Linked DNA regions of Homo sapiens: region 2 is linked to region 1. Evidence: read pairs that join two places in POLR2A ChIA-PET (ENCODE). Cell type or tissue: K562. All regions are shown on one strand. Each heading gives the region's core, and the rest is flanking DNA. Links, peaks and the distances in the headings are about the cores only. Region 1 overlaps NACA (nascent polypeptide associated complex subunit alpha). Region 2 overlaps TIMELESS (timeless circadian regulator).

The links. Peaks named below come from ENCODE experiments on the same cell type or tissue, not always from the same donor. Only the 100,000 strongest peaks of a DNase experiment are listed, where the experiment ranks them.
Region 2: POLR2A ChIA-PET joins it to region 1 with 6 read pairs; 1 of 35 experiments calls an interaction of 5 or more read pairs at or near these places.

The regions. Positions count from the first base shown.
Region 1 is chr12:56,719,673-56,722,582 of GRCh38, reverse strand. NACA (nascent polypeptide associated complex subunit alpha) reads left to right here. Exons shown (of 9, transcript NM_001365896.1): 3 at 1,124-2,910. Among named protein-coding and RNA genes, the nearest start is that of NACA, 4.2 kb to the left of the region's middle. RefSeq lists an enhancer at 1,648-1,767. In K562, for the core only: no CTCF peak of the experiment used is centred there; a DNase peak (open chromatin) is centred at 1,142; H3K4me3 peaks cover 791 bases.
Region 2 is chr12:56,436,565-56,439,474 of GRCh38, reverse strand. All of the region lies in intron 1 of TIMELESS (timeless circadian regulator), which reads left to right. Among named protein-coding and RNA genes, the nearest start is that of TIMELESS, 11 kb to the left of the region's middle. In K562, for the core only: a CTCF peak has its summit at 1,734; DNase peaks (open chromatin) are centred at 677 and 1,644; H3K4me3 peaks cover 691 bases.

The DNA of each region.
Region 1 (2,910 bases), core at 202-2,701:
CTGAGTAGCTGGTATTACAGGTGTACACCACCACGCCCAGCTAATTTTTGTATTTTTAGTAGAGACGGGGTTTCACCATGTTGGTCAGGTCGGTCTGGAACTCCTGACCTCGTGATCCGCCCTCCCAGGCATCCCGAAGTGCTGGGATTACAGGCATGAGCCACTGTTACAGGCTCTCCAATTCTCTTCTTCCAAAATAGCACCACAATCTGGTTTAACAAGTTAGGTTACAGTTTCATAATACAGTCCCTACCCTTGTGAGTAAGCTCTCTGCCTGGAGGTCTAATTCATGTCTAATTCATCTTGGATTGATGTCTGAAGAATTAACATCACCTAGGAAGGTTTATAGAGACTATTACAGTCCTTTTGTGGTTGGTTTTCTTGTTTGGGTTTTGTGAGTAAGTAAACTGGTAAGGTATAAAGAAGCTAAGTGACTTTAATACTTGATATTAAATTCTGAAGTGTTTCAACTTTAGGAAGAACTGAATTGTGCTGTGCACCTCCTTCCCAAAACTATTCTAACAGAGTCAGATGTTTCCTAGCCTAGTGGAAGCCTGAAAGTATAAAAGCCTGTGTTTTCTTATTCAGTTCAGATTCCCCATCATCGTCACTGCTCACTAACTTCTTTGTTCCAGTTTTCAGTATCTTTTCTGTTCATGATATTTGGGTGGACAGAGTAGCACAGCTGTTCTTCTCGTGGGAATTCTGTTGGCTGTGAGAAAGACTTGGGAATACAGTCCATTTCAAGAAGTAAGGGGAGGGCACAACTGGGAAAGGATAGAAAGCATGTTGTTCTCAACCTACCAAGAGTCTGTGCTCCCCATTTAGAGATAGGCTGCTCTTAGACTGTTCTCCTCACCCTAAAATAGTTGGTTTACTTTGGTAGAACTTGGGGAAGTGTGAGAAATTAGGAGGGGAATGTCTTCTCACTTGACCACTGAAAAATGTTTGGGGAAGGTTGTTGTTGCCTGTCACCTTTATCTAATCCTGCGTGGTGACTTAGACTGTCAGATTTTAAACTCCAGTGTTTCCTAGGAGGCATGTTGTACCAAGTTGGGCTGCATAACTCACCTTTTTTCTCCTCCCCCTCCCCCTTTCTTTATCTCCTTTTGCCTTTCTCCAGCTGTGCTACCTATGTCTTCAGCCTTGAGTGTCACTGCTGCCTTAGGGCAGCCTGGACCTACCCTCCCCCCTCCTTGCTCTCCTGCCCCACAACAGTGCCCTCTCTCAGCTGCTAACCAGGCTTCCCCATTCCCTTCCCCCTCTACTATTGCCTCGACCCCTTTAGAAGTTCCTTTTCCCCAGTCATCCTCTGGAACAGCCCTACCTTTGGGAACTGCCCCTGAAGCCCCAACCTTCCTACCAAACCTAATAGGGCCTCCCATCTCCCCAGCTGCCTTAGCTCTAGCCTCTCCCATGATAGCTCCAACTCTGAAAGGGACCCCTTCCTCTTCAGCTCCCTTAGCTCTGGTTGCCCTGGCTCCCCACTCAGTTCAGAAGAGTTCTGCTTTTCCACCTAACCTTCTTACTTCACCTCCTTCAGTGGCTGTAGCTGAGTCAGGGTCAGTGATAACTCTGTCAGCTCCCATTGCTCCCTCAGAACCAAAGACTAATCTTAATAAAGTTCCCTCTGAGGTAGTCCCTAATCCAAAAGGCACCCCCAGCCCTCCATGTATAGTCAGTACTGTTCCTTACCACTGTGTGACTCCCATGGCCTCTATTCAATCTGGAGTGGCCTCCCTTCCTCAGACAACACCCACAACTACCCTAGCCATCGCTTCCCCTCAAGTCAAAGATACCACCATTTCCTCAGTTCTGATTTCTCCACAAAACCCAGGAAGCCTCAGCCTGAAGGGGCCTGTTAGTCCACCTGCTGCCTTATCTCTTTCAACTCAGTCTCTTCCTGTGGTGACCTCTTCTCAAAAGACTGCGGGTCCCAACACCCCCCCAGATTTTCCCATTTCTCTGGGCTCTCATCTTGCACCTTTACATCAGAGTTCTTTTGGTTCTGTCCAACTTTTAGGTCAAACAGGTCCTAGTGCTTTGTCAGACCCTACAGTGAAGACCATTTCTGTAGATCATTCTTCCACAGGGGCCTCTTATCCTTCTCAGAGATCTGTAATTCCTCCCCTTCCTTCCAGAAATGAGGTAGTTCCTGCTACTGTGGCTGCCTTTCCAGTGGTGGCTCCATCTGTTGACAAAGGTCCCTCTACCATCTCTAGCATAACCTGCAGCCCTTCTGGCTCCTTAAATGTAGCTACCTCTTTTTCATTATCTCCTACAACCTCTCTCATTCTCAAAAGCTCTCCTAATGCCACTTATCATTATCCTTTAGTGGCCCAAATGCCCGTTTCTTCTGTTGGAACCACCCCACTTGTGGTGACTAACCCCTGTACAATTGCTGCAGCACCTACTACTACCTTTGAGGTAGCTACTTGTGTTTCTCCTCCAATGTCATCAGGTCCCATAAGTAACATAGAACCAACTTCCCCTGCTGCCTTGGTTATGGCACCTGTGGCTCCCAAAGAGCCTTCTACTCAAGTAGCAACCACTCTGAGGATACCAGTCTCTCCTCCTCTGCCAGACCCTGAAGACCTCAAAAATCTCCCCAGTTCAGTATTGGTTAAATTTCCAACACAAAAAGACCTCCAAACTGTACCTGCCTCTCTTGAAGGAGCCCCTTTCTCTCCAGCCCAAGCAGGACTCACCACCAAGAAAGACCCTACTGTATTACCGTTAGTCCAGGCAGCCCCTAAAAATTCCCCTTCTTTCCAAAGTACATCCTCTTCTCCAGAGATACCTCTTTCTCCTGAAGCCACCCTAGCAAAGAAAAGCCTTGGGGAGCCTCTCCCTATAGGTAAGCCAGCCAGCAGTATGACCTCCCCTCTGGGTGTTAACTCCTCGGCCTCT
Region 2 (2,910 bases), core at 170-2,669, 280 kb after region 1:
ATAGCGAGTCATGATTGATCTGTACTCCAACCTGGGCTGGTCAACAGAGTGAGACCCTGTCTCAAAAGAAAAAAAAAAAAAAAGAAAACCCCTGTACAATTCTGTGATTTTTAGTATATTCAGAGAGTTGTACAACCATTTCTGCCCACCTCAGCCTCCTAAAGTGCTGGGATTACAGGCGTGAGCCACTGTGCCCATATCAGCCTATTGCATTTGCCTATTCTGGACATTTCATATAAATTCCATCATACAATATATGACCTTTTGTGTTTGGCTTCTTTTTTTTTTTTTTTTTTTTTTTTTTTTTGAGAAGGAGTTTTCACTCTTGGTGCCCAAGCTGGAGTGCAGTGGCACGATTTGGGCTCACTGCTACCTCCACCTCCAGGGCTCAAGCGATTCTCCTGCCTCAGCCTCCCGAGTAGCTGGGATTACAGGCGCCCGCCACCATGCCCAGCTAATTTTTTTGTATTTTTAGTAGAGACAGGGTTTCACCATGTTGGCCAGGCTGGTCTCAACTCCTGACCTCAGGGTGATCTGCCCACCTTGGCCTCCAAAAGTGCTGGGATTACAGGTGTGAGCCACTGCACCCGGCTGTGTTTGGCTTCTTTCACTGAACATGTTTTCAAGTTTCATCTACTTCATGGCATGTATCAGTCAGTATTCCATTCCTTTTTTTTTTTTTTTTTTTTTTTTTTTTGAGACAGAGCTTTGCTCTGTCATCTAGGCTGGAGTGCGGTGGCGCAATATCAGCCCATTGCAGCCTCCACCTCCCAGGCTCAAGTAATTCTCCCACCTCAGCTTCTCTAGTAGCTAGGACCACAAGCACACACCACCACACTCGGATAATTTCATTTTTTAAATTTTTTGTAGAGACGAGGTCTCACTATATTGCCCAAACTGGTCTTAAACTCCTGGGCTCAAGTGATCCTCCCGCCTTGGCCTCCCAAAGTACTGGGATTTCAGGCGTGAGCCACTGAACCTGGCTGTGCCCTTTTTAAATATAGACTTTCAAATTTGAGTTAGCATAATTAGGAGGCAGGAGGATCACTTGAAGTCAGGAGTTCCAGAGCAGCCTGGGCAACATGGTGAAACCCTGTCTCTACCAGAAATACCAAAAAATTAGCTGGGCAAGCCAGGCACGGTGGCTCACGCCTGTAATCCCTGCACTTTGTGAGGCCAAGACGGGCAGATCACCAGAGGTCGGGAGTTTGTGACCAGCCTGACCAACATGGAGAAACCTCGTTTCTACTAAAAATACAAAATTAGCTGGGTGTTGTGGTGCATGCCTGTAATCCCAGCTACTTGGGACGCTGAGGCAGGAGAATCGCTTGAACCCGGGAGGGAGGCAGAGGTTGCAGTGAGCCAAGATCGTGCCACTGCACCCCAGGCTGGGTGACAGAGCGAAACTCCATCTCAGAAAAAAAAAAAAATGTTTATCAAGCCCAGTATTAACACTCTCGGAGCGAGAGAGCAGACTGACCTCTGCAAAATGAGATCAGCATTAGTTTGGTGTAGTTTGGGTCTTTTTATGTGTTTTTTTGGCTGCCTAATCTCTAGTCAGTGTCTGCCTTTTTGATTGATGGGTGTGTTGCTTAGTGCTTGCCTGCTGCCTCCATCCCATAATTTTAAGTACATGCATGATATGCAGTCCATGTGCATGAGCGTTGATGAGTTGATTATCATACGGGGTCATCATAAGGACACTTTTTCTCTTTGATGCATATGACTTGCCCTGAAGAGCTGCCCCTTGCTGGTTTGGTCTTGATCCTGCGGGCCATGGGGTCCTTGCTTGCTTCTCTTAGCTTACTTTTTGTTTTGGCCTGCTTAACTTCTGCCTTTTATCTTGCTTCTTGCTCACCTACCCCTTCACCTTGCTTCTGCTCTCATGTTCTTACTCATTCTGCCCTTTATCCAACTTTAAATTCCCTTTACTATTATCCTGCCTCATTTTCTGTATTCTGCTTCCTCAGTTACAGTGAGCCGTGATTGTACCACTGCACTCCTGGGTGCCAGCCTGGGTGCCTGAGTGAGACCCTGTCTCAAAAAAAAAAAAGCTATAAAATCATTTTGCAAACTTGAGTGTACTAGGAAAAGGTATTACTATTTTTGGTTTTGTACAAATGATTTCCTTTCTTTTATGAATTATTTTCTTCAGTTATATTTTCTGAAATCAGTTTACTGTTTCAAAGGGTATGACCCAGGATAATCTGTTGATTCAAAATTCGGCAAATATTTATTGCATGCTTGGCTGGGCGCAGTGGCTCAAGCATGTAATCCCAGCACTTTGGGAGGCCGAGGTGTGTGGATCACCTGAGGTCAGGAGTTCAAGACACATCTGGCCAATATGGTAAAACCCCGTCTCTACTAAAAATACAAAGTTAGCCTGGTATGGTGGCGTGCGCCTGTAATTCAAGCTACTTGGGAGGCTGAGGCAAAGAATCACTTAAACCTGGGAGGCACAGGTTGCAGTGAGCCGAGATCACGCCACTACACTCCAGCCTGGGCAACAGAGCGTGAGACTCTGTCTCAAAAAAAAAAAAAAAATTGCATGCTCGCTATATGCCAAGCTCTATTCTAGGCACTGGAGAATGCAGCAATGAGCAAAACAAAATGAAGCCCTACAGCATGGAGCTTTCCTTTTGTTGGACTGGTTTATGATTTTTACTATATAAATCAATGATTTCTAAATGCTAGAAGAACACTAATATATGATGACATTTCCATCCGTCTGAAGTGAAATGAGAAAAATAAGGATAATGTATTCTTACTGAATTCTGACCACTGTTCGGTGTTCTAAATTCCTTTCTGAGGAGCCTGGAGAGAGCCATGTCTGCAGCCCATCCATCTTGCTAAACAGGTCACTTGGACCCAGTATGTTATGGCTTGCTCTCATAACTTGACTCTGGCATA